2 separate regions of the Homo sapiens genome follow, and region 2 is linked to region 1. A link is a contact called in ENCODE Hi-C data. All regions are on one chromosome and are shown on one strand. The core of a region is the stretch at or near the end of the contact, and the rest is flanking DNA. Distances in the headings are between cores, read along the strand shown.

Region 1 (7,306 bases), core at 1,255-3,754:
TGGAGAAGTGTCTGTTCAAATCTTTTCCCATTTGAAAATTAGATTATTTGTTTGAATTGTAGGGAATACAAGTTATTTTACTGCGTGTAGCTGCTCCCCAGGTTTCTGGATGCCATTGTTAAAAAATATCATGACTTAGATTTTATCCCCGTGCTCCTGGAATCCTCAGGTTTCTGTGACACAGAGTTCAAGTGAGAGTTCAATCATTCTAGGGACTACTCAGCACCACAGTAGCACCTACAGAGATCATCTGGAGGGAGTGATTTTGTCTCAACAGACGGATCTTCAATGAAGATGAAACAAATCCATTTTGGAGAGAGATGTTAGAGAACTGATGGCGTTCAGGACATGCTACCCAAAAATAATGGTACCTTGGCACTTAAGAAAAGAGCAGAAGCAAGAGGGTTACTTTCACTTTCCCCAGATCTTCTCTTCTGAGGCAGACCATAAGACCTTCATTCCAGAGGTGCCTTCCCTATACCTGGAGGAAACAGACATCCTTATCTCTGAAGACACACGGACAGGGAAAAGAATCTGAGCAAATAGGCCTTGCTAAGTAAGTCCCCCCAGTTTATTACCATTAGATCACAGATTTGTCCAATCATACTTCTCCATGACTTCCACTTCTTTATCAATCCTAGCCTTAAAAATACACAGGCTTCCCTCTTAACTTTGGGTCTTAATTTCTGAAGTCTCCTGTTTTGTGTAAAACTCACATAAATAAGTTAGTATGTTTTTCTCTTGTTAATGTGTCTTTTGTTACAGGGGCTTCAGCCATAAACCTAGTAATGAATGGGGAAATTTTTTTTTTCCTCCTCTATAGAACATATACCAACTGCAAGAAGAAAGAAGAATATGCCTGGTTTTGGGCCTGGCGCGGTGGCTCACGCCTGTAATCCCAGTACTATGGGAGGCTGAGGCGGGCAGATCACCTGAGGTTGGGAGTTCGAGACCAGCCTGACCAACATGGAGAAACCCCGTCTCTACTAAAAATACAAAAAATTAGCCCTGCGTGGTGGTGGCGCATGCCTGTAATCCCAGCTATTCGGTAGGCTGAAGTAGGAGAATCGCTTGAACCCAGGAGGTGGAGGTTGCGGTGAGCCGAGATCGTGCCATTGATCTCCAGCCTGGGCAACAAGAGCAAAACTCTGTCTAAAAAAAATAAATAAATAATAAAAATAAAAACAGTATGCCTGGTTTTAAAGCTTCAAAGAATTTACTCATTCTCCTGTATGTAACATTCTAGAAATGCATCTGGAGTTAAAGCCTTCTTGGAGACTTAAGAACAAATGCACTTATGCATGGCCTTTTGAAACCTAATGTTTCTACAAGGAGGCACGTCCATACTTGCAACTCCTTCTAGAAGCTTCCCCAAATCTCCTGCCTCCCCACGCTGAGTTATCCGATGTCTGAAATGTCACAGCACTTAGTCTTACTCTTCTATGGCCTACTTTCTACTGCTATTTGTGTTACTCATGCTACCCATCTTATCTCCCTCAGTGTGTGAGACGCTGGCATCAGATTTGGCATCTCCCACACACTCAACATTATGTGTTGCACACAGTAGGTACTCAATACATGCAAGTTTTCTGAATAGATATTTTCCTAGTCATCTGTGGCACCTGCTATATCCTACTGAAAATTACCAAAATGCAATTAACTTCAATTTTACATTTGGGATTTACAGAAAATAACTCTCTCTCCAAGAAATGCATAACAATTTAGCTAGGGCAAATGCCAGGTCCGAGTTAAGACATTAATGCGCTTCGATCGCGATAAGGATTTATCCTTATCCCCATCCTCATCTTTCTGCGTCGTCTAATTCAAGATAGGTCAGTAAAGGAAACCTTTTCGTTTTAGCAACCCAATCTGCTCCCCTTCTCTGGCCTCTTTCTCTCCTTTTGTTGGTAGACGACTTCAGCCTCTGTCCTTTAATTTTAAAGTTTATGCCCCACTTGTACCCCTCGTCTTTTGGTGATTTAGAGATTTTCAAAGCCTGCTCTGACACAGACTCTTCCTTGGATTGCAACTTCTCTACTTTGGGGTGGAAACGGCTTCTCCGTTTTGAAACGCTAGCGGGGAAAAAATGGGGGAGAAAGTTGAGTTTAAACTTTTAAAAGTTGAGTCACGGCTGGTTGCGCAGCAAAAGCCCCGCAGTGTGGAGAAAGCCTAAACGTGGTTTGGGTGGTGCGGGGGTTGGGCGGGGGTGACTTTTGGGGGATAAGGGGCGGTGGAGCCCAGGGAATGCCAAAGCCCTGCCGCGGCCTCCGACGCGCGCCCCCCGCCCCTCGCCTCTCCCCCGCCCCCGACTGAGGCCGGGCTCCCCGCCGGACTGATGTCGCGCGCTTGCGTGTTGTGGCCGAACCGCCGAACTCAGAGGCCGGCCCCAGAAAACCCGAGCGAGTAGGGGGCGGCGCGCAGGAGGGAGGAGAACTGGGGGCGCGGGAGGCTGGTGGGTGTGGGGGGTGGAGATGTAGAAGATGTGACGCCGCGGCCCGGCGGGTGCCAGATTAGCGGACGCGGTGCCCGCGGTTGCAACGGGATCCCGGGCGCTGCAGCTTGGGAGGCGGCTCTCCCCAGGCGGCGTCCGCGGAGACACCCATCCGTGAACCCCAGGTCCCGGGCCGCCGGCTCGCCGCGCACCAGGGGCCGGCGGACAGAAGAGCGGCCGAGCGGCTCGAGGCTGGGGGACCGCGGGCGCGGCCGCGCGCTGCCGGGCGGGAGGCTGGGGGGCCGGGGCCGGGGCCGTGCCCCGGAGCGGGTCGGAGGCCGGGGCCGGGGCCGGGGGACGGCGGCTCCCCGCGCGGCTCCAGCGGCTCGGGGATCCCGGCCGGGCCCCGCAGGGACCATGGCAGCCGGGAGCATCACCACGCTGCCCGCCTTGCCCGAGGATGGCGGCAGCGGCGCCTTCCCGCCCGGCCACTTCAAGGACCCCAAGCGGCTGTACTGCAAAAACGGGGGCTTCTTCCTGCGCATCCACCCCGACGGCCGAGTTGACGGGGTCCGGGAGAAGAGCGACCCTCACAGTGAGTGCCGACCCGCTCTCTCCGCCTCATTTCCATTTCGTGGGTTCTCGCCCGCTCTCTCCCCTCCAGCCTGCACCCTCCTCCCGGATCTTCACTGCGACCCTAGCGCTCCGTGTGGTTTCTGGCCGCGCGGCCCTCGGCGGTTTCGGGTTCACCACTCACCCCCTCCTTTCCGGGCTGCGGCGTAGGCCCGGGTGTCCCCTGGGCTTTGGGGTGTGCCAATTTGCCCTGTAAACCAGTACCCCCGGCCCGGAGCCGCGGCGCGCCGGGGCCTCGCGGACTGGCTGTCTTCCCGCGGACAACCTGTCGCGTCGGGGATGCCCGCGGCCCCGCCATGCAGCTCTGGCCGCTTCTATCTGCTGCGTGCTGTCCCGGGGACAAAGACAGGAAGGACCGCAGCAGAACGAAACGGTCTTTACTGGAAAAACACCTTTCTAGAGTCCTGCCCTTAAATTCCGACTCGGGACGACCCGAGGCATATGGCACACTACTCTCACCCACTCTGTTTTATATTTTTCCGAATTGACGAAAGCTGAAAGAGCAAAAACAAAAACCAACCAGCCAACCAGCAAAAAATCCAGATGTTGTTAATAAAGTGCCATAGCTTTGTTTCAGTAGTGAAAAGAAGTGCAAACACTTTAATCTTCCACCTGCAGTGACTAGCTTTGAGACCTTGAGCCGACGCTTAACCCCAGAGCCGGTTTCCTCATCGCTCACGTGGGGCTAATATATTACTACCTTGCAGCAGGCTTGAGGATGAAATGAGAATTGCAGTTTTGCTTTCTGTAAGAAACAATGTTTGTGGTTCTAGAAAGAACACTGGCCTAAATAAGGAGTGCTTGGACTTTAGGGGATTCCCTAAGTCTGGAGTGGGGGCTGAAGATTTGCATTTCTAACATGTTCCCCGGGGATGCTGATCACATCACACTTTGAGAGCCACTGGTCTAGAGGAAAGAGAAAGAAAGGGGCATAAGATGAGCCGATTTACAACACTGATGGAATTTGAAGTGAGAGAAAGAGGACTAGAATATATTGTAACCTGTCCTCCTGTAAGTGTATGTAAACATGTGTTTTAAAAGCTGTGTGTTATGGCGTTCCTTCCTTTATGGGTTCCAGGTGGAGAATCTGATTCTCTCATTGCCTGAGAAAAGACCCACAGGGGTCCCAGCGCCACTCCCCTGTAGTTCTGCCTTTGTCTTGGGATGCTAATGGGATGTCATGAGGGGAGGTGGAGGGGGGCTGGAAGAGAAGAAAATTCTACAACCAAACGTGAATTGGCAGAAGAATGGGCAATACACTTTCATATGAGCTGAGTCTTTATTGCTTCCAAAATAGCAACCTGCAAGAGAGGCAAGTATTTAATTTTTTTCAGGCTTGCCATAATTTAAAAATTTTATCAATCACTTAATCCCGTAAAACTGAAAAGATGCTTGTAACCTATTAGATGGGTTAGTGCTAGTTCTCTATTCTGGTAACTTGAACTCATCTATTTCAAAAAATTATCTTTGTGATTGAAGTTTGTTCTGCAGTTGTCTGCTACGCCATCTCAGCTGACAAGGGCAAGGTGCTGTGTGTCCCAATTGGTTTTGTTCTTTCTAGTATCACAAATTATTTATTAAAAAGCATGTATTATGACCAGAAGACAGAAGAATTTCCCTTTAAATTAAATTAATATTTGGGGCTTCCCCTAATACTCTTTTTTTTTCAGACTCTATTAGTTGCTGAATCATTTTTTCTTTGAAGATTTTGATACCCGATTCGCCTTAGAATAAAACTATGTAGAGGTTAGCCAGTGGACATAATTTTGAATTGCATACCACATTACCACCGTTGTAAAAACAACCGTTAACTTTTTCTTCCTAACTGTGAGTTGGGTTTTCATTTTTGTAATCTTACTTTAACTCTGTGGTTCTCAAATGGGGACGATTTTGCCTCCCAGGGGACATTTGACAATGCCTGGAGACATTTTTGGTTGCTGTAACCTGGAAGGGTGCTACTGGCATCTGGCAGGTAGAGGCCGGGGATGCTGCTGAACATCCTACAATACACATTATAATACCCTCAACAAAAACATTTTTGACCCCAAATGTCACTAGTACTCAGGTTGAGAACTCTGCTAACTTTATAACTAGCTAAGGACAAGACATTAAAAGGGAAATGTAGAATAACTCATCCAGACTTGTGGAGACTACCAATTTTTTTAAAATTTTTTATTTCTATAGGGTTTTAGGGACCAGGTGGTAGTTGGTTACATGAGTAAGTTCTTTAGTGGTGATTTGTGAAATTTTGTTGCACCCATCACCCAAGCAGTATACACTGAATCCAGTTTGTAGTCCTGTCCCTCCCCAACTTCCCACCCTTTCTTCCCAAGTCCCCAAAGAGACTACTCTTTTTTTAAAGGATACCTGTACCAGGCAATAGACTGACAAGAATACAAATCTAAAAATGACAAATTTCATCTATTTCTATGTAGCCCAACCTGGACATAAATTTAAGTACAGTATATTATTTTCTCACATATTGGATGTTTACTGATAGTTGACCAAACCATGAGGAGACCCCCCAAAACAAATAAAACTGACCAGAAAACATGGAGAAGAGTTAATAGTAGCCACAGTTTCCTACTACATTATGGCTCAGATTTCTAGACCTGTTTGAAAAGTTGAAAAATCTATGGTCTCATTCCTCAGACTGTTTTGTCCAACTGACCTGAACATCTGTCACTGGAATTTTTTTTCCTTTGGCATGACACTTTGTGCCTACATGTTTTCTAAACTGCAGGTAACTTTTGAAAGGCCAAGTTCAACCATTATCAGATTTTAACATTTAGTATGGATTAAATTGTGAGTGCAATTTCTTCCCCAAAAGCTGGCCAGAAGGACTGGAGTTTGGGGAGGGATGCTTTGAAGACTGTGATATAAATGATGGGGTCCTGGAGAGGTGCAGGGGAAGAGGAGGCAGAGTGGGAAGCTGTGAGGTAGGAAAGAGAGGAAAATTTTCTAAAAGAAGAGGTAGGAGAAGATGACACAACACAAATGTTTCCAATTTTTCAGTGTTGCTGAAGGTCAACTGTGCTTCACACCTGGGCATTCTCCTGAATTTGCACTCAAAAGGGCCCATTTTCTGGCGTTTTTCTCATAGTCCTGGAATAATCTTCATTTGACATGAGAGTCTTGATAAAAACAAGATGTTAAAAGTGGTTAGAGAGTTTCTCCTTCTCCAGCATGTGCGCTGCACTCCTGCCTTTCTTTTGGCATCCTTAACTTTTGGCAGGCCTCTTTCAATGCGGTGGGAATGGATAATATTAAGTATGTACTCTAAAGTAGCAAGCTGTGTAAAAACATTCAGAAGAGAGAACACTTTATCCCAAGCAGCACGTACAACATGTGGTAGAGTATAGTAAGTGAAATGTATGCTGCTTATGTACACTTAGTATTCAATTTATTCCAGGTGCTCTTATTTACAAAAAAAAAAAAAAAAAAAAAAAATGAGAGTAGTTAGAAGTACTGTATCTACCCTTGGGCTTCTCCCAGGAGGTGACTGCCTGTGTGCCACACTTCTTTGCTTGCAGGCTCCAGAGGACGCTGAGACTTGGAAAGGCAGACCTGCCCACCCCAGTGTGGAGCAGGGGTGGCTTGTAGGTGGGCCTGACCCCTGGGCTCTTTGCTACTGCATGTGTTCCATGCAACCCCAAGCATAAAAACATGGACTTGTGAAATCAAAGGGAGGCTTCAGACCTTCTGGTTTACCCATCTCTTTTTACAGAAGAGGATACTGAAGCTCAGAAAAGTCACCAATTACTCAAGTTCACTTGTGGGTTTCCTCTTTTTTTATCCTGAATGAGCTTCTTACCACCTGGTCCCTTGCCTTCTCTTCCTGCCATCCCTCAGCCTCAGTGCGCTCTTCATTCCACCATAGAGTGTGCCCTGCTGGACCCCACTTTGGTTAGGCTTCCTCCATTTCAGGGTAGTGAGCTGCTAGCCCCTTTGAAGAGTTCTTACTAGTTTACGGGTGCCTCAGGTTGATTTCCTGGGGTTTTGGATAAAGCCACCTTTCCATCTCTTCACTACTGCCTTTGGGGTAAATAGAACCATTGATTTAATAATACACGTACTAGATTCTCTCCCCCCACCTCTCTTTGGTAATATCTGGCAAGTGGATAGCAATAATTTTACTTAATGAACGTGATATTTACTGTAATAAATATTGGGTGCAGTAAACAAATGAAGTCAGAATCTAATAGCTCATTTAATCTTGGAAATCATGTAATCAGTACAGCA
Region 2 (7,306 bases), core at 2,990-5,489, 590 kb after region 1:
GATCTCGCCACTGCACTCCAGCCTGGGCGACAGAGCGAGATTCTGCCTCAAAAAAAAAAAAAAGAAAAGAAAAAAAATGTTTGCAACATAAAGAGTCTTGGTTTTCCTTATTCCCTGTATTTTTCTCTGCCTGCTGGTGGTGGTGATGATGATAGAGAAAGGAAGGAAGGTGATTGGGCAATATGTAATCCCTGTAATCCCAGCGCTTTGGGAGGCCGAGGCGGGCGGATCACCTGAGGTCAGGAGTTCGAGACCAGCCTGGCTAACACGGTGAAACCCCGTCTCTACTAAAAATATAAAAAATTAGCTGGGTGTAGTGGCGGGCGCCTGTAGTCCCAGCTACTCGGGAGGCTGAAGCAGGAGAATGACGTTAAGCCGGGAGGCGGAGCTTGCAGTGAGCCGAGATCATGCCACTGCACTCCAGCCTGGGCCACAGAGCGAGACTCCGTCTCAAAACAACAACAACAACAACAAAGCCAGGCGTGGTGGCTCACACCTGTAATCCCAGCTACTTGGGAGGCTGAGGCAGGAGAATCGCTTGAACCTGTGAGGTGGAGGTTGCAGTGAGTCGAGATCACGCCATTGCACTCCAGCTTGCGCAGCAAGAACAAAACTCCGTCTCAAAATAATAATAATAAAATAAAGTAAATTGAACCCGAGAAAGGTGAAATGACATGCTCAAGGATAAGCATCTAGTAGGAAATAGAACCAACTGAATGAGAAAAAGACATGAACAATACTTTTAAAGGCCTGTACTGTTTTCATTATGTGGACCTTGTTTGTACTTGAAGTTTGGGAGTTTAATTTACAATTCCTGAAGAGAATATAGCATAAAGATAGGCAGATCCAATAAAACCTGAATTCTTACAGAAGCAACACAGAAGAAGGGCAAAATAGTTTGGGTTTGGAATTGGTCATTTTTTTTCTTTATTTTGAGACAGAGTTTTGCTCTTGTTGCCCAGGCTGGAGTGCAATGGCGCGATCTCGGCTCACCGCAACCTCCACCTCCCGGGTTGAAGCGATTCTCCTTCCTCAGCCTTCCCAAGTAGCTGGGATTATAGGAATGCGCCACCAAGCCTGGCTAATTTTGTATTTTTAGTAGAGATGGGGTTTCTCCGTGTGGGTCAGGCTGGTCTCAAACTCCTGACCTCACGTGATCCGCCCACTTCGGCCTCCCAAAGTGCTGGGATTACAGGTGTGAGCACCGCGCCCGGCTATTTTTTTTTTTCTTTTAATTTGAAATACTTGTAAATAATAGTATTGGAATTTAAATTTTTTTCTATTTTATAGGTGGTATATACGAGGCACATGTAGAGACTTGGGAAAAAAAATTTTTTAAGGTGATCTTTATAAAATAGCAAAACTTGAATTTGAGGAACCTGGCATTGCTTGATTTCCAAAGTTTGGTAAAAAAAAAAAGTCAAGTGTGAGAGTCCAAAATTACTTCACACTCTATGTAAATAATGGGATATGGTACCCTGTGGTCCCTTAATTTCTTAAATAAAAATTTTAATGAGGGAGAAAGGATCTCTTAATCCTTAGGGAAAATATGCTTTGTGTGGATTGTAAAATCTGGCAAATTTTGGAAAGAAGAAAAGCAGGCAGTACTCTTGGAAAAAAATAGTCTGCTTGAACTTGCCTTTTTTGAAAAAAAACAAAACCCAACATTCTTTCATAAAGCATTTTTTTAAAAGTATTTGCCCTTGAGCATTTTTTTCTACTTACCCATACTTATCTTTCAAAACAAACATTTATTTCTTTCTACTATAGAGTGTGAGGAAGTTCCTTTGAGGTTATGCCCTACAAACATATCCAAGCAGTAACTGTCACCTCCTTCCTATGGCACAACAAATGACTAAGTCAACCGCAGGCAGCGGGGAGCATAGAGCGGCGATTTCGTGATGGGGGCTGTTCAGATGTTACCTATGGGATCCGTTCTCAAGGGGAAAAAACACACAACTATACTTTTGTGTGCAAATAAAATTTTGGGTCCTTTTGACCCAATGGAAAATGTGTGTCTACTGGTGGCTGCCTACTTGGAATATGATGATTTACACTTGGAAACATTTGTGTCATTTATCATATGATGTTACTGGTCTACAGCATGACTGCATAACAAATAACCATATTAAAAATTAATCTTTTCCAGTTCATCAGACTGTATGTCTTTTTGACACCCCAAGTCTTGTCTTTGCCTCTTGCCCTGCCGTCTTTTCCTGCAGTCACTCTTTACATTAAGTCTAGGATTAAGTTAAAACTCATGCACTGCGTATTTGTGGCTGCGCTTTCAGACTCCTACCCTGCCCTTTCACCCTTCTTTCCTACTTTTCTGAAACATAAATCTTCTATCCAGTGGAATTGGTTCGCTCTCTGTCCCTGCAACACACCTTCAACTCCAGACCTGAGACACTGTCTTTGCCTTTTCAATCCTATTCTTTGCAACAAGGTTTAAATCCTACTTTTCTGACTGGATCATGGCAAAATAATCTCTCTCAGAAATTCTTTAGTAACAACATTCTGTAAACTGATCATTACTTTTAATGTTGAGTTTTTAGTGTTTATGTCTTGTCTCCCTTCCATATTATAATTCTTTCAGACTGGGTTTATGTTGTAGATTTACCTGTACTCCTAAGGTGCTTTGCCCATAGTAGGCACTCAATAAATATTCATTGATATTTTTCCCTGCATTTTACAATCGAGTCATAAAAGCCCATATTTGGCTTCTGTTTTTCTGGCCAGAGGGCCATTCACTGCATTAATAAAATATATATTCTGACATGATGTGTCTCCTGCCTAAAGTCATTTTTGTCTAGCAAATACTAGTAAATAGAATTCTAAAAAAGATATGTAATTATCTGCTGCAGAGAATTTCAGTAATATCATTGATCATGTTAAGGTTTCCAGGGGAGACTAATTTTAAGAATTGTGGCAGTAAAACCTCTGGCACTAGAGGAGACAGATGTTCAAGGCTGTGGAATTGGCTCACCTCTCACGGGATATAATAATGCATCCTTTCTATAACATCCCAAATAGATAGGCCTGACATGGAAATGCCTGGAATCAACTCCTCCTTCATTTTACTAATGTATTTTTAGTTATTGATAATGCAAACCACTTGGTCTTCTCTGTTAAGCGTCCAAAGTATCCTTAAGAGTAATTAAAAAAGTAAAAAAAAAAAAAATGCCAGGGCCCTTCCCAGCTTCTTAGATGCTAATGCTCTTTCTCCTGGATACTAAACTATTGTTTACTCTTCTTGCTGAACTTGGCATAGGCATGAAACCCCTCAAAACATTCTTTTTTTTCATATGTACTATGGCTGTAAATACTTTTGAATGGTCTTGGGGATAGATCTATAATATTATGGAATCTATCACTCAAAGCACTATTATTAGTAAATACAGTAATATCTCAGATTGTATATTGCACACATTTTCTGTAAGTACCTAGGTTATAACATATTGGGCTTTTGACATACTTACGAGTGAAAGAGGGGCCAAGTTATTAGCCTAGTTTTGCAGATAAAATCTAACACAGGGAGGATTATGATTTTCACATTTATTGATAAAGTTAGGACTAGAACCTAAACTCCCTGATTCTGTTAGTTCATTCTGCTCTCACTATGTAAGATCAAGCAGATGGGCCAAACCAGCTGAAGCATCAGGGTTTGGCTCATGACTTTTGCTGTGATGGAATATCCAGTTGAAAAAAACAATCCTTATTTTCATACTTGAATGTTATAGGAAGCTCATTTTAAATTGCTCTGTTCCATATGAAAGATAATCTGGCCAATTTCTTAACTGTATTCAACTCCTATGCTTTAGAAACAACGTTGTTGTGTTTACAGGGAATGTTTAAAGCCCAAATACACAAAAGTAAATTTAAATCCCCTTACATTTTTATTATTTCAGTACTCTAGTTTATTATAACTCAGCTATCTATAGTGAACAGTTGACCTCTTATTATCTCCTCCAACCCCATCCCTGCTGACATCATTAAACAGGAAGGATTCTAATTATGTAGTCTCATTTTGGAGAAAATTGGGAAGACTACGTAGAAATCTAAACGATGTGTGTTACTCTCAGAGCTAGGAAACTAGAGCCAGGTCTCATGGCACTCTAATTAAAAACTTTTATTTCTGCAGATTTATTCTGTGGTCCTTACTGAACAGATCTGCCTTGGGTTTCTGCTGGTGAGTTTTTCAGCAGGAATGCAGGCTTTGTTTCTTTGAATAGTTGAGTGCAGATTAGTGGTATGCCAATTTCCTGTGGCCTTTCAGAGCTGCAATTTGAGCCCTGTTTGCTCCTGGCCCTTGCACAATTGAAAACAATGGGTGACTTCTTTTAGGTTTCACTTCAGGGCTCTTAGAAACAGGGGAAGTGGCTAAAGCCCTACTTTACAGGTAATTAACAATAGATAATGTTTGCTCTGCATTTTTTAGAGCCGATAAAAGGTAGAAGAACATATTCAGCTCCTGATTTAGACACTGTGCAGTGGTTTTATGGATACAATAGCTGTCTTAGCATTAGCAAGGTGGCATGGAGTATCATATATATCTGACAGCACAAAAGTTTTAAAAAGCAGAAGAAAAAAGAGTATTATTAAAACACTGAAGAGTAACCAAGAAAGCACTCCCTGGAAGATGCTAGAGAAACAGCGTCATTTTAAGCCATGCATTTTGACTCAGGCTGTAAATCTATATGTTTTATGAGGTGAACAATTTTCATAACTTGTTGACATTTATTCAAGGTCTTTTTGTGTTTTACACATAATTCAACTCTAGAATTCTCCTGTTTGTTAAAATAGCTTCAGCTTAAAAAGGCTTTATTTCCCATTACATTTAATCATTAGCCACAAATATTCTTATGAAATGGTTTTAGGGACTGGGCACTGTGGTTCATGCCTGTAATCCCAGCACTTTGGGAGGCCAAGGCGGGTGGATCACCTGAGGTCTGGAGTTCGAGACCAGCCTGGCCAACATGGTGAAACCCCATCTCTACTAAAAATACAAAAATTAGCTGGGCGTGGTGGCGGGCACCTGTAATCCCAGCTACTTGGGAGGTTGAGACAGGAGAATCTCTTGAGCCAGCGGGGCAGAGGTTGCAGTGAGCCGAGATCACGCCATTGCACTCCAGCCTGGCAACAAAAGTGCCTGGGCAACAAGAGTGAAACTCCAACTCAAATTAAAAAAAAAAAGATTTCAGGTGCTTAACGTGTAGAAAACAATGTTTTATTGCCCTTTTATTGTGTCTTGGGTAGTGATAGGGTGTTTACCTTAATACTTGGAATAAATATTTTTAGACCACTCTTCTCTGTGAAACATATTGTGTCCACCTGTGACAAGGTAGGTGTGTAGGAGTACTGATTGATTGATTCATTAAATCCTCAACAGTTACCAAGCACCTACTCTGCCCCACATCCTGGCCCCAGCACTAGAGGTGGAAGGATGATGGAGACCTTGTCCTTAAGGAGATTATGGCAATCGCTTTCCCACATTCTTTGGAAAAAATGAGTAATCTCAATTTTAATACATCTACAATTGAAATGTGTAGGCAGCACTCTTGATAAAAACGTTAAGGACTAGGCTGGGCGCAGTGGCTCACGCCACTGCACTTTGGGAAGCCGAGGCAGGCGGATCACAAGGCCAAGAGATTGAGACCATCCTGGCCAACATGGTGAAATCCCATCTCTACTAAAGATGGGTGTGGTGGCGCGTGCCTGTAGTCCCAGCTACTTGGGAGGCTGAGGCGGGAGAATCCCTTGAACCCTGGAGGTGGAGGTTGCAGTGAACCTTGATCGTGCCACTGCTCTCCAGCCTGGCGACAGAGCGAGACTCCGTCAAAAAAAAAAAAAAGGAAAGACTAGGTCATATCTGATACCCCAAGTAACTTATTTTTAGAGTGAACAAAGTCTAAACCAGAAGTTAGTGGCTTTTTGTTCCAAGCCACTTCTAACTAGCAACGTGAAATGTCACCTTACTCATCTGCTTTTGAGTAATGATGAACAGAGAGAAGTTGCTTTAGTAGGGAATTTATATGTCGTTTAAAACCAGAGCAGCTTTTTCTAAGTGTGTTTAGACACCCTTGAGAACAGTGTTTTAAGTACAGAGGTGTACAAAGGTGAAGGACCCCTACATCAATTAATTAGTCAGTCCAGACTTGCTGAGCACCTGGGACGCGTTCAGTGCTGTGCCAGTGGTGTGGATTTAGGAAAAAAGTATAAGCTCTTGATCTCCACTAAGAGCTGGATCAGGAGGCTGACCTGGCAGCCGGAAATGGGAAAGCATTTAAATCCTCTTATCTGCTGATAAAAGTAACATGTTTATTGTAACATTGTTTTTGAAAATGCAGATGAGTATAATGAATTAAAAATGACACATAATCCTGCTACCCATTTCTTAGTTACAAATGGGCTTTAACAATCATTTGGATACATTATTTACCTGTCTCCTAGTGTCTTGAACTTTCTTTTCCATTTTTTTTTTTTTCTGTCTGAGATGGAGCCTCACTCTGTTGCTCAGGCGGGACTGCAGTGGTGCGATCTCAGCTCACTGTAGCCTCTGCCTCCCAGGTTCAAGCAATTCTTCTGCCTCAACCTCCTGAGTAGCTAGAATTACAGGCGTGCGCCACCACGCCCGGCTAATTTTTATATTTTTGGTAGAGACGGGGTTTCACCATGTTGGCCAGGCTGGTCTCAGACTCCTGACCTCGTGATCCTTCTGCCTTGGCCTCCCAAAGTGCTGGGATTACAGGTGTGAGCCACCGCGCCCAGCCATGTCTTGTATTTTCTAAAATAAAAATTTAGGGGAACACTCCTCTACTTTTATTTTTTATGATCTTCTAAAACTCATTGAATCTTTAGAATTGAGGATTTTAGTAATCTTTCAGGAAACAGTCACTCTGAAGACCAAAATTTGTGTTTTGTTTCATTTACTTCCCACCTTTCTATCTTCTTAATAAAGTGAAGTTGTTTTCAGAGAGTTGAAAAAGAGAAAAACTCAACTCGTCCATTTAAGCTTTCTAGTACTTATCTAGCTAAGCACATTTATTGCAGGAAAACTAACACTGATGATAAGCAAAAGAGCACTAAGGAAGTTTGGATTGCCAGTGAAAATGTAGAAATTCAGTGGCAAGAATATATGTTTTCTATTTAAAAGAAACTATTACTATCTAATATTGCCAACAATTACGACAAAATAACCTCGTAAAGAAAAACTTTAAAAAAAGTGAACCTTGTTTTGCTGTGAGAGTCAAGCAGCTGTTCCATCCCTCCCAGCGCCCCACTAGCCTACCACTTTTTATGTTAACCA

Evidence for each region. Hi-C counts contacts between places; a loop is a spot of excess contacts on that map. Pooled maps may share reads with other maps.
Region 2: a pooled map shows a loop between it and region 1 (3-fold over the local background). The contact joins the enhancer-like site here to the promoter of FGF2 in region 1. A Hi-C loop is called at or near these places in 2 of 37 single-sample maps with no recorded cell type and 4 of 50 pooled maps.

The regions. Positions count from the first base shown.
Region 1 is chr4:122,824,327-122,831,632 of GRCh38, forward strand. It overlaps FGF2 (fibroblast growth factor 2), which reads left to right and starts at 2,505. Exons shown (of 3, transcript NM_001361665.2): 1 at 2,505-3,026. The coding sequence starts at 2,849. RefSeq lists promoters at 1,364-2,546, 1,715-2,682, cis regulatory regions at 1,739-1,809, 1,810-1,848, silencers at 2,348-2,827, 3,168-3,462 and enhancers at 3,048-3,127, 3,410-3,935, 3,808-3,947, 3,936-4,461, 3,988-4,037.
Region 2 is chr4:123,414,357-123,421,662 of GRCh38, forward strand. No RefSeq gene overlaps it. Among named protein-coding and RNA genes, the nearest start is that of SPRY1, 21 kb to the left of the region's middle. RefSeq lists an enhancer at 3,951-4,508. Within about 2 kb of position 4,240, at least 12 of the 41 ENCODE cell types and tissues checked have a DNase peak (open chromatin) inside an H3K27ac peak, as active enhancers do.